Linked DNA regions of Homo sapiens: region 2 is linked to region 1. Evidence: chromatin loops called from intact Hi-C (ENCODE). Cell type or tissue: breast epithelium. All regions are shown on one strand. Links, peaks and the distances in the headings refer to the core of each region. The heading gives the core; the rest is flanking DNA.

What was found. Peaks named below come from ENCODE experiments on the same cell type or tissue, not always from the same donor. Only the 100,000 strongest peaks of a DNase experiment are listed, where the experiment ranks them.
Region 2: a loop joins it to region 1, with 35 times the contacts of the local background. A loop is called at or near these places in 1 of 110 quality-filtered maps.

The regions. Positions count from the first base shown.
Region 1 is chr19:15,895,995-15,901,370 of GRCh38, forward strand. CYP4F2 (cytochrome P450 family 4 subfamily F member 2) reads right to left here and starts at 2,080. Exons shown (of 13, transcript NM_001082.5): 1 at 2,032-2,080; 2 at 1,420-1,618. The coding sequence starts at 1,617. In breast epithelium, for the core only: no CTCF peak of the experiment used is centred there; no DNase peak of the experiment used is centred there; H3K4me3 peaks cover 914 bases; H3K27me3 peaks cover 860 bases.
Region 2 is chr19:15,970,762-15,976,137 of GRCh38, forward strand. No RefSeq gene overlaps it. Among named protein-coding and RNA genes, the nearest start is that of OR10H4, 24 kb to the left of the region's middle. In breast epithelium, for the core only: no CTCF peak of the experiment used is centred there; no DNase peak of the experiment used is centred there.

The DNA of each region.
Region 1 (5,376 bases), core at 309-5,308:
CCATCCATCCATCCATCCTATCTGTGCATCCGTGTGTCCATGCATCCATATGTCCTATTATTTGTCTATCTATCTATCCATCCATCCATCCATCCATCCATCCATCCATCCATGCTATCTGTGCATCCATGTGTCCATGCATCCATCTATTCTATTATCTATCTACCTACGTGCCTGTCCATCCATCCATCCATCCATCTATCCATCCTATCTGTGCATCTATCTATCTATCCTATTAGCTATCTATCTATCTATCTATCTATCTATCTATCTATCTATCTACATTCCTCCTGCTCTATCTATCTATCTATCCACATTCCTCCTGCTCTATCTCTCTTGGGTCCATCTCCAAGTCCCAAGGGTGCATCCCAGGGCAGAGGGAGAAGACGCACTGTCCACTCACAGAGGCCCAGTTATCTTGAGAGGAAGGATTTTCTTTTTCTGGGAGTCATTTCAGCCCAGAGGCAGCTATATGGGGAGGTCCTCACAGGGGAGATTTGTGGGGAGCAGTATCGCCTCAGGACATGTCCCTAAGGCTGGTCCCCACATGCCTTCATGTCCTGGCTGATCCACAGAGGCTCCAGTTCCTCCCATGGAGAAGGTTCTGCACATGGGAGACCTTCCCTTTTCAGCAGCCACTAGTGGAGCAGAGGTGACTCTAACTGTCCATCAGGACAATGGCTCCCACCTGGGAGCAGCTTCTGCAGCAGGCTCTGTGCTAGTGTGTCCTGTGCACCCTTCCACTTTATCTGTGGACACATCCATCAATCCTGCCATTTGCAAATGAGCAGACTAAGACCACATTCCCCAAAGAGGAGAGCGGTCTAAGTCAGAGGGCAAGGTCACGGGGAGGAGAAAGGCCAAGGAAAGCTTCTGAAAGGTGAAGTGAGTGGCCAACTTTTATCTGGGTTTGGCAACAGGTCTCATTGATAAGAGGGAGATAAGAAGAAGAATATAAGAGAAAGGTGCCTTCGGGTGTAGTGGAAGTGGGAGACGGCCCATGCCTCTCCTCTGGCCCAGCTGTACCCTCATAACAGGAAATAGTCCAGGCAAGGAGAGGACCCTGGACAGTGGGCATAAGAAGCCTCGAGTCCAGCAATGGAGAATGTGGGAATGCCAGGGACTCGCCTCTCTGTGCAGCCAACCCTCTGCCCAGGAGCCCCGCAGAGGTGCATTAATGTGGGAAGACAGGCAGGAAAAGGATTCAATGCAGGCCTGGAGTGGGAGGACAAGGAAGTGAGAAGGGCTTGCGTAGGCACCTCACAGAAATGAATAAGCAGAGGAATGAGTAAGATGCCTCCTCTGCTTCTCTGCCACCCCAGATCCCAGCCCACCCCTTCACCCCCACTCCCTAAGCCTCGTACCCCTCAGGAAGTCCATCCATCCTGAGACCTAGACCCATCCTGCTGCCACACTCACCATGCCCTGGTGTCCCCAAAACCAGTTCCGTCTTGGGGGTTGTGGGAAACACCGAAGGCGGCGGCAGTTGTCATAGAAGGCGTAGGTCCAGGCCAGGACATGGGCCAGGAGCCAGGAGGCCCCGACCAGCAGGAGGAGCAGCCAAGGGGATGCTGCCACTGGCCAGAGGCCCAGCCAGGACAGGCTCAGCTGGGACATCCTGCAGGGCAGACGGGATGGACGGTGAGATCCTGAGGCCCAGAGAACGGCCCAGGGACCTCCAGGGACAGTGGAGAGGCAGGGACGGGCAGTGCCGGAGGTAGAGCAGGGAGGGCTCAGGGATGGGTAAAAAGGGGCTGAGAGGTAAAGTCCAGAAAGGCCCAACCAAAACCAGCAGCCAAGTGGCCTCCAGTTCCCTAGTAAGCACTTAGAATGGGAAAGAGAGAGAGAGACTGATTAAAGTCCAGAAAGGCCCAGCCTGAATCACTGTGAGGTTGCCAGGGGCTTGGTTTCAGTTACTCGGAAACCACCCATCCTCCAGGCCAGCACCCAGGAGCTGCGTGGGCCTTGGGCAGTGCCCCTCTCCATCCCAGGCCAGGACCCCCCCCAGGCCTGCCACCCCCAGCCTGGCACCTTCTGTCAGGAGCAGTCTGTCCCAGACAACCTCCTCTCTCTGTCTGCTGGGAGGCCTTTGACCCTGGCCCTTGATATAGCAAAGGCTGTGGGAGGGCTGGCTGGGTTGGGCTGGGCCAACCAATCCCTGCAGCCTGGATGTGTCTCCTGAGCCTGGGCAGCCAATCAACACCTGGCGTCAGGCCAGCTGGGTGCAGAGGAATCAGCTCAGGGTCCAGATGGATGGGTAGATGCACAGATAGATAGAGTAGATAGGATGGATACATTAGGTAGATAGATAAAGTAGATATAGATAATGGATATATTAGACAGATGGATAGATAGCTATTAATAGATGATAGATAGATACATAGATAATAGGATAAATAGATGGAATGGATAAACGTACAGCTAAGATGGATTGATGGATGGATGGGTAGGCAAATATATATATAGATGAGAAATTAGATAGATAGGATGAATAGATTAGATAGACACACCCAGAAATAATGTTCCATCTCTGTCCCAGATATGTGGGATCCTCATTTGTGACATGGGAACTAGGGATCTTGGATCACTCCAATCACTCCAGATGCTACAAGGCCAGTGACTTACTCAGTATGATGCTGAGGAACATGACCATCAGAAACAGGATCAGAGTCACTCTCAAGCAAAAAAAAAAAAAAAAAAAAAAAAAAAAAAAAAAAAAACTCCAAGGATTAAATGATTTTTCCCATTGTCCTGGGGAGAAATTAATCCAAGGGAGGTCACAGGAGGGCAAATAATTCCCCATCACCACCACCACCACCATGAGCATACCATCACCCATGGAGTTTTCTGATTTACTCTTTGGCCCATTAAGCGTGAAATTTCTTATGCTAGGTTTCTTTCTGATAAGGGAGAAGAGATTAGTATCTCTACATTTCCTCTCCTCCTGCTACCTAGTCTCTGTATTCTAGGTTAAATTATAATTTATGTTGAGGATTTACAATGGCTGATACACCTAGCTGAGCCTTCTGCACAGAGATACATTGGGAGTGGAGGTTAATTGGGTCAAAGGAGAAATGCCATAAGCCCACACTCCAGCCTATCAGGGTGGATTAAAGGTCTGATTTGCCCAACTCTTGTCACACCTGCTCCCACTGAGAGGTGACAGCATGCTGGCAGTCCTCACAGCCCTCACTCGCTCTCGGCGCCTCCTCTGCCTGGGCTCCCACTTTGGCGGCACTTGAGGAGCCCTTCAGCCCACCGCTGCACTGTGGGAGCCCCTTTCTTTTCTCTTCTTTTCTTTTTTTTTGGATTTTTTTATTATTATTATTATACTTTAAGTTTTAGGGTACATGCGCACAATGTGCAGGTTAGTTACATATGTATACATGTGCCATGCTGGTGCGCTGCACCCACTAACTCGTCATCTAGCATTAGGTATATCTCCCAATGCTATCCCTCCCCCCTCCCCCCACCCCACAACAGTCCCCAGAGTGTGATGTTCCCCTTCCTGTGTCCATATGTTCTCATTGTGTAGGGACATGGATGAAATTGGAAATCATCATTCTCAGTAAACTATCGCAAGAACAAAAAACCAAACACCGCATATTCTCACTTATAGGTGTAGGAGCCCCTTTCTAGGCTGGCCAAGGCCAGAGCCGGCTCCCTCAGCTTGCAGGGAGGTATGGAGGGAGAGGCGCGAGTACGAACCGGGGCTGCGCGCGGCACTTGCGGGCCAGCTAGAGTTCCAGGTGGGCGTAGGCTTGGCAGGCCCCGCACTCGGAGCAGCCGGCCGGCCCTGCCAGCCCCGGGCAATGAGGGGCTTAGCACCCGGGCCAGCGGCTGCTCGGGAAGGTGTACTCGGTCCCCCAGCAGTGCCAGCCCACCGGCGCTGCGCTCGATTTCTCGCCGGGCCTTAGCTGCCTTCCCGCGGGGCAGGGCCCAGGACCTGCAGCCCGCCATGCCTGAGCCCCCGGCCTCCGTAGGTTCCTGTGCAGCCCGAGCCTCCCCGATGAGCGCCGCCCCCTGCTCCAGGGCGCCCAGTCCCATCGACCACCCAAGGGCTGAGGAGTGCGAGCGCACGGCGCGGGACTGGCAGGCAGCTCCACCTGCAGCCCCGGTGCGGGATCCACTGGGTGAAGCCAGCTGGGCTTCTGAGTCTGGTGGGGACGTGGAGAACCTTTGTGTCTAGCTCAAGGATTGTGAACGCACCAATCAGCGCCCTGTCAAAACAGACCACTTGGCTCTACCAATCAGCAGGACATAGGTAGGGCCAGATAAGAGAATAAAAGCAGGCTGCCCGAGCCAGCAGTGGCAACCCGCTCAGGCCCCCTTCCACATTGTGGAAGCTTTGTTCTTTCACTCTTTGCAATAAATCTTGCTGCTGCTCACTCTTTAGGTTCACACTGCTTTTATGAGCTGTAACACTCACCGCGAAAGTCTGCAGCTTCACTCCTGAGCCAGCGAGACCACGAACCCACCAGAAGGAAGAAACTCCGAACACATCTGAACATCAGAAAGAACAAACTCCAGACGCGCCACCTTAAGAGCTGTAACACTCACCGCGAGGGTCCGCGGCTTCATTCTTGAAGTCAGTGAGACCAAGAACCCACCAATTCCGGACACACCATTGTCTGAGTAAGTTTGGGTGCCAGGACTATGAGGTCGTGTGAAGACTTCCAGCCCCATACCTGCAGAACAGTCTGCAGCTCACTCTGCTCTGAACTGCCCCAACTTTGCACAGATATTCTCCATTCCTCGAAATGAAACTGTATCCTTCAAAGCTCACACATTTCGCTTATTGGCTCAGCGTAGGGAGCAAGTTCTCTAGATAGCTTACTACCAAATAAAATGGTGGAGAAGGGAACCCAGGCAGCTGGGCACAAAAAAGGAATGAGCAACAAGCTTCCTCTCTGAACATGATTTTCTGTGTAAGGTCTTGGACACTCCCTCGACTGCTTCCAGCCATCTGCCTCATGCTAGGTTTCTAGTTAATGTGGAATGAAAACTCTCACATCTTCCTTCTAGATGTAGCTGTGGTAATTGCAACTTAGGCAGTTGTGCTTGAGAATCTTCTTCTTAATACCACATGGCAAGGTCATTCCCCAATGCTTTTATTTACCTTCACTTGAATTTTTATATTAAACATTGGATTGAACAAGAACGGAGAAGAGAATCACAATTATTGTGTAGATGCTACATTGTAGTTACATTTTCTCTTGTAATTATTACAGTGCTGGGACTATTCGAGCTTTAAAATCCTTTCTGAAGATCCTAAAGCTACTCAGTGGTTCTGCTGGCATTAGGGGTTGATATGGTTTGGGTCTGTCTGTGTCCCTTCCCAAATCTCATGTTGAATTGTAATCCCCAATGCTGGAT
Region 2 (5,376 bases), core at 261-5,260, 75 kb after region 1:
GGTGGCTCATGCCTGTAATCCCAGGACTTTGGGAGGCTGAGGCAGGCAGATCACCTGAGATCAGGAGTTAGAGACTAGCCTGCCCAACATGGTGAAACCCCATCTCTACCAAAGATACAAAAAAATTAGCCAGGTATGGTGGCACACACCTGTAATCCCAGCTACTTGGGAGGCTGAGGCAGGAGAATCACTTGAACCCGGGAGGTGGAGGTTGCAGTGAGCAGAGATCGCATAGCTGCACTCCAGCCTGGGCAACAGAGTGAGACTCTGCCACAAGAAAAACAACTAAAACAAAACAAAACAAAAATTCTGCTCTGCAAAAGACACTGGTAAGAGGATAAAAAGAGAAGCCACAGACAGTGAAAAAAATATTTGCAAAAGACATGTCTGATAAAGTACTGTTATCCAAAACATACAAAGAACACTTAAAGCTCAACAATAAGAAAATGGGCAACCCAATTCAAAAATAGGCAAGAGGTCTGACCAGACACCTCCTCAAAGAAGGTATGTGGATGGCAGGTGAGCTTAGGAGAAGATGCTCCACATCCTATATCATCAGGGAAATGCAAATTAAAACAACAATGAAGTATCAGCACACGCATATTAAAGTGGTCAAAATTCAGAAAACTTACAGCACCAAATGCTGGTGAGAAGGTGGAACAGCAGCAACTTTCATCATTGCCGCCGAGAATGCAAAATGGCACAGTCACTTTGAAAGACAGTTTGGCAGTTTCTTACACAACTAAACATACTCTTGCCATACAATTCAGGATATGTGCCCCTTACTGTTTACCCAAAGGAGTTGAAAACATATGCCCACACACTGTTTATAGCAGCATACTGATGTTCACAGCAGCTTTATTTATAATTGACCAAACTTGGAGGCAATCAAGACGTCCTTCAGTAGCTGAATGGGTAATTAAACTGTGATATGTGCAAACAATGGAATATATTCAGCATGAATAGAAATCAACCACGAAGTCATGAAAAGACATGAAGGAGCTTAAATGCATATTACAAAGTGAAAGAAGCCAATCTGAAAATGCTACATATTGTATTATTCCAACTATACAATATTCTTGAAAGGGACCAGCCTGGGCAACATGGTGAGAACTGTCTCTACAAAAAAAAATATATATATATACAAAAATTAGCCAGGCAATGCGGTACATGCCTGTAGTCCCAGCTACTCAGGAGGCTGAGGTGGAAGGACTGCCTGAGTCCAGGAGGCAGAGGTTACAGTGAGCCATGATTGTGCCACTGCACTCCAGCCTGGATGACAGAGGGAGACCAAAGAAAGAAGGAAAGAAAGAAAGAAAAAGAGAGAGAGAGAGAAATAAAGAAAGAAAGAAAGAGAGAGAAAGAGAGAGAGAGAGAGAAAGAGAGAAAGAGAGAGAGAAAGGAAGAAGAAAGAAAGAAAAAAGAAAGAAAGAAAGGAAGAAAGAGAGAGAGAAAGAAAGAGAGAAAGAAAGAGAGAAGAAAGAAAGAAAGAAGAAAAGAAAGAAAGAAAGAGAGAGAAAGAAAGAAAGAAAGAGAGAGAGAAAGAAAGAAAGAGAAAGAGAGAAAGAAAGAAAAAGAAAGAAAGAGAAAGAAAGAAAGAAAGAAAGAAAAGAAAGAAAGAGAAAGGAAGGGCAGGGCAGGGCAGGGCAAGGCAAGGCAAGGCAAGGCCTATGGAGACAGTAAAAAATATCAGTGGTTTCCAGGAGATAGAGGGAAGGGAAGGATGAGTAGGTGGAGATTATAGAAGATTTATGGCAGTGAAGCTATTTTGTATGATACTATAATAGTAGACACATGTCATTATACATTTGTCCAAAGCCATAGAATGTACAACACCAAGAATGGACTCTAATATGAACTATGTACCGTGAGCGATAATAATGTGTCAATGCGGGTTCATTCATTTTAACAAATGTGCCACTCTGGTAAGGGATGTTGATACTCAAGAGGCTTGTGTGTTAGGAGGGCGGAGTAAGGGTGTACAGGAACTCTGTGTTCCCTGATCAATTTTGCTGTGACACTAAAACGGCTCTAAAAAATAAAGTCTATTGTCCAGGCACAGTGGTTCACGCCTGCAATCCCAACACTTTGGGAGGCTTAGGTGGGAGCATCGCTTGAGCCCAGGAACTCAAGACCAGCCTGGGCAACATAGCAAAACCCTGTCTCTAAAGAAAATTAAAAACATTATCCAAGCATGGTGGCGCACCTGTGGTCCCAGTTACTGGGGAGTCTGAGGCGAGACGATCTCTTGAGCCCCGGAGTTCGAGGCTGCAGTGAACCATGATCACACCACCACACTCCAGCCTGGGTAACAGAGCGAGACTCTATCTCTAAAAAATGTCTATTTTAAAGAAGTTTTAATACATGCAGTGGAAACACACAAAAAATAAGTCAGATGCTACAAAGTGATCTGTGAAAACTGAATTTCCCTTCCACCTGCAAAACTTAGTCTCCTAAGACCCACTAAATTTAATTGCCAGTTCATAAATGTATCTCTTCCAGATACACTTTAGAATCTTCTTGTTGAGTTCCACAAATATCCTGCTGGGATTTCATTTGGACTGCAATGATTTATTTAATTAAATTTTATTTTATTTTAAGTTCCAGGATACATGTGCAGGATGTGCAGGTTTGTTACACAGGTAAATGTGTGTCATGGTGGTTTGCTGCACCCACCAACCCATCACCTAGGTATTAAGCCCCGCATGCATTAGCTATTTATCCTGATGCTCTCCCTCCCCCTGACCCTCCCAACAGACTCCATTGTGTGTTGTTCCCCTCGCTGTGTCCATGTGTTCTCATTGTTCAGCTCCCACTTCTAAGGGAAAACATGCCATGTTTGGTTTTCTGTTCCTGTGTTAGTTTACTGAGGATGATGGCTTCCAGCTCCATTCATGTCCCTGCAAAGGACATAATCTTGCTCCTTTTATGGCTGCCTAGTATTCCACGGTGTATATGTGCCATATTTTCCTTATCCAGTCTATCACTGATGGGCATTTGGGTTGATTCCATGTCTTTGCTATTGTGAATAGTGCTACTGCAATGAATTTATAGGTTCGTTCAGGTATCTTCCCATTTAATTTTGTGTTTGTGCTTGAAATTTATGAGAACTGTTTCATGATCCCTCGTTTTAATAGCACCATTTTCTTCTCTGGGTGCACTGTCATGTGAAGAAGTCTCTGGAGAGAATAGTGAGGAGTCAAGCTCCTGGTTAAAAACCTACGTGAGGGCAGGCACAGTGGCTCACACCTGTAACCCTGGCACTTTAGGTGGCCAAGGTGGGTGGATCACTTGAGGTCAGGAGTTTGAGACCAGCCTGGCCAACATGGTGAAACTCCATCTCTACTAAAAATACAAAAATTAGCCGGGTGTGGTGGCAAGTGCCTGTAATCCCAGCTACTCAGGAGGCTGAGGCAGGAGAATCACTTGAACCCAGGAGGTGGAGGTTGCAGTGAGCCAAGATCACGCCACTGCACTCCAGCCTGGATGACAGAGCCAGACTCTGTCTCAGACAACAACAACAAAATCCCCTCCATGTGATCTTTCAAGCCTGACCGTAGGCAATTATAGAATTACAGAGGCTTTAACTGGCAGGGCTCATGGGGGAAATTGTCCTCCCCACACCAGACCCAGTGCATAATCAATGCGTCACAGTCTCCTAGGAGAGTTGCAGTCAAGGACTCGAGTCCCCTTGACCAGCCATGGTCTTACACGTATCTCCTTTCAAAGTTACCTTTATTAGTTACCTTCAGCGGAGGGCTTCCTTGGGCACCTCTGCCAAGACATCCTTGTCATAGAAAAACAGGGGAAACATGAAGACACACTTTCACCCACTATGACTCAGTACCCAGTACTTTTCCACACCTAGCCCTTCCTCCTCTTCCTCCCCTTAGCCTCCATTCCATAAAACTGCAGAAGCCTTTTGTTGTAGGATTGTGCAGCAGTGAGATGACCCCCACGTCTGTGCAATCTACCTTACCCTCAAATCACCATTTGGTGATGCGAGTGGGAAAAAATGGAATGGTAGAAGCTGGTGCTTTCTCTGATGGAGCCTCATTCCTGTGCTATCACAGCAAGTGATGAAAGTCTTGACTGTTGCTTTAGTGTGGGTGATATGGTTTGGATGTGTCCCCACCCAAATCTCATCTAGACTTGTAGTTCCTAAAATTCTCACGTCATGGGAGGGATCCAGTGGGAGGTAATCGAATCATGGGTGTGGTCACTCCCATGCTGCTGTTCTCATGATAGTGAGTAAGTTCTCATGAGATCTGATGGTTTTATAAGGGGCTTTTCCCACTTTTGCTCAGCACTTCTTGCTGCCACCACGTGAAGAAAGACGTGTCTGCTTCCCCTTCCACCACAACTGTTAAGATTCCTAAGGCTTCCCAAGCCACGCTGAACTGTGAGTCAATCAAACCTCTTTCCCTCATAAATTACCCAGTCTCAGTTATGTCTTCATTAGCAGTGTGAGACCTGACTAATGCAGTGGGCTTGCTATCTTCACTGGGTCCTTCAACACTGGGCAGCTCAGCTCTCTCTCCTTCTTAGCTGAGCCCATGACAAATGGAAATGAGCAAATTATTGGGCTGTCTTTTCTTCCTTCTGTTGGGTCTGTTGCTTGGAGATTAGTTCTGTTTCATCTGGTTCTTCCTCTTTTGAGGCAAGACAATAGCAGAGGGAATTGGAGAATTGGAGGCTGGATAAAGGATGGAATGAGTAGGAGTAGAAGCAGGATAAAGAGGTGGGTGAGCAAGAAGCAAGATAATAAGCAGAAGTTGAGCAGCCAAAACAAAGGTGAGATAAAATAAGTGAGTAAAGAGACCCCATGGCCAGCAAGATCTGGACCAAACCTGTCAGGGGCAGCTCCTCAGAGATGGGCATGTGCATTTGAGGAAAAGGTATCCTTAAAATGACCGCACATGATCATCAGCTACTTAAGGTTCATGCATATGGACTGCATATCGTGCATGTACTTAAAAGTATGGGATGGAGGCAACATGCAAGTGCACAAGGGTCAAAGTAACTAAGTAACCCACCTATCAATCAAAAGGCAGACACTGGCTAAAGATTAGGCAGCCTTGGGAAAAGAAGAGAAAAAAACATATCAAAGAAACCCAAATACACCTAACTGGTGCTGATCTCATTTCTCAAAGGTCAGTCCACTCTCCCTTTTCCAAGAGTGTAATACTGTGCTTAATAAACTTTTGCTGCTTTGCTATCTGTGTGCATCTCACACAATTCTTTGTTCAGGGCATGAAGAGCCTGGAACAGCGTGATACCATCTGGTAACACTTTAACGCCCTTAGGTAAATGCTGGGTAAACATGGATTGCCCTGCTGATGAGTGAGGGACCATGTTGATTATTATTGCTTTTGT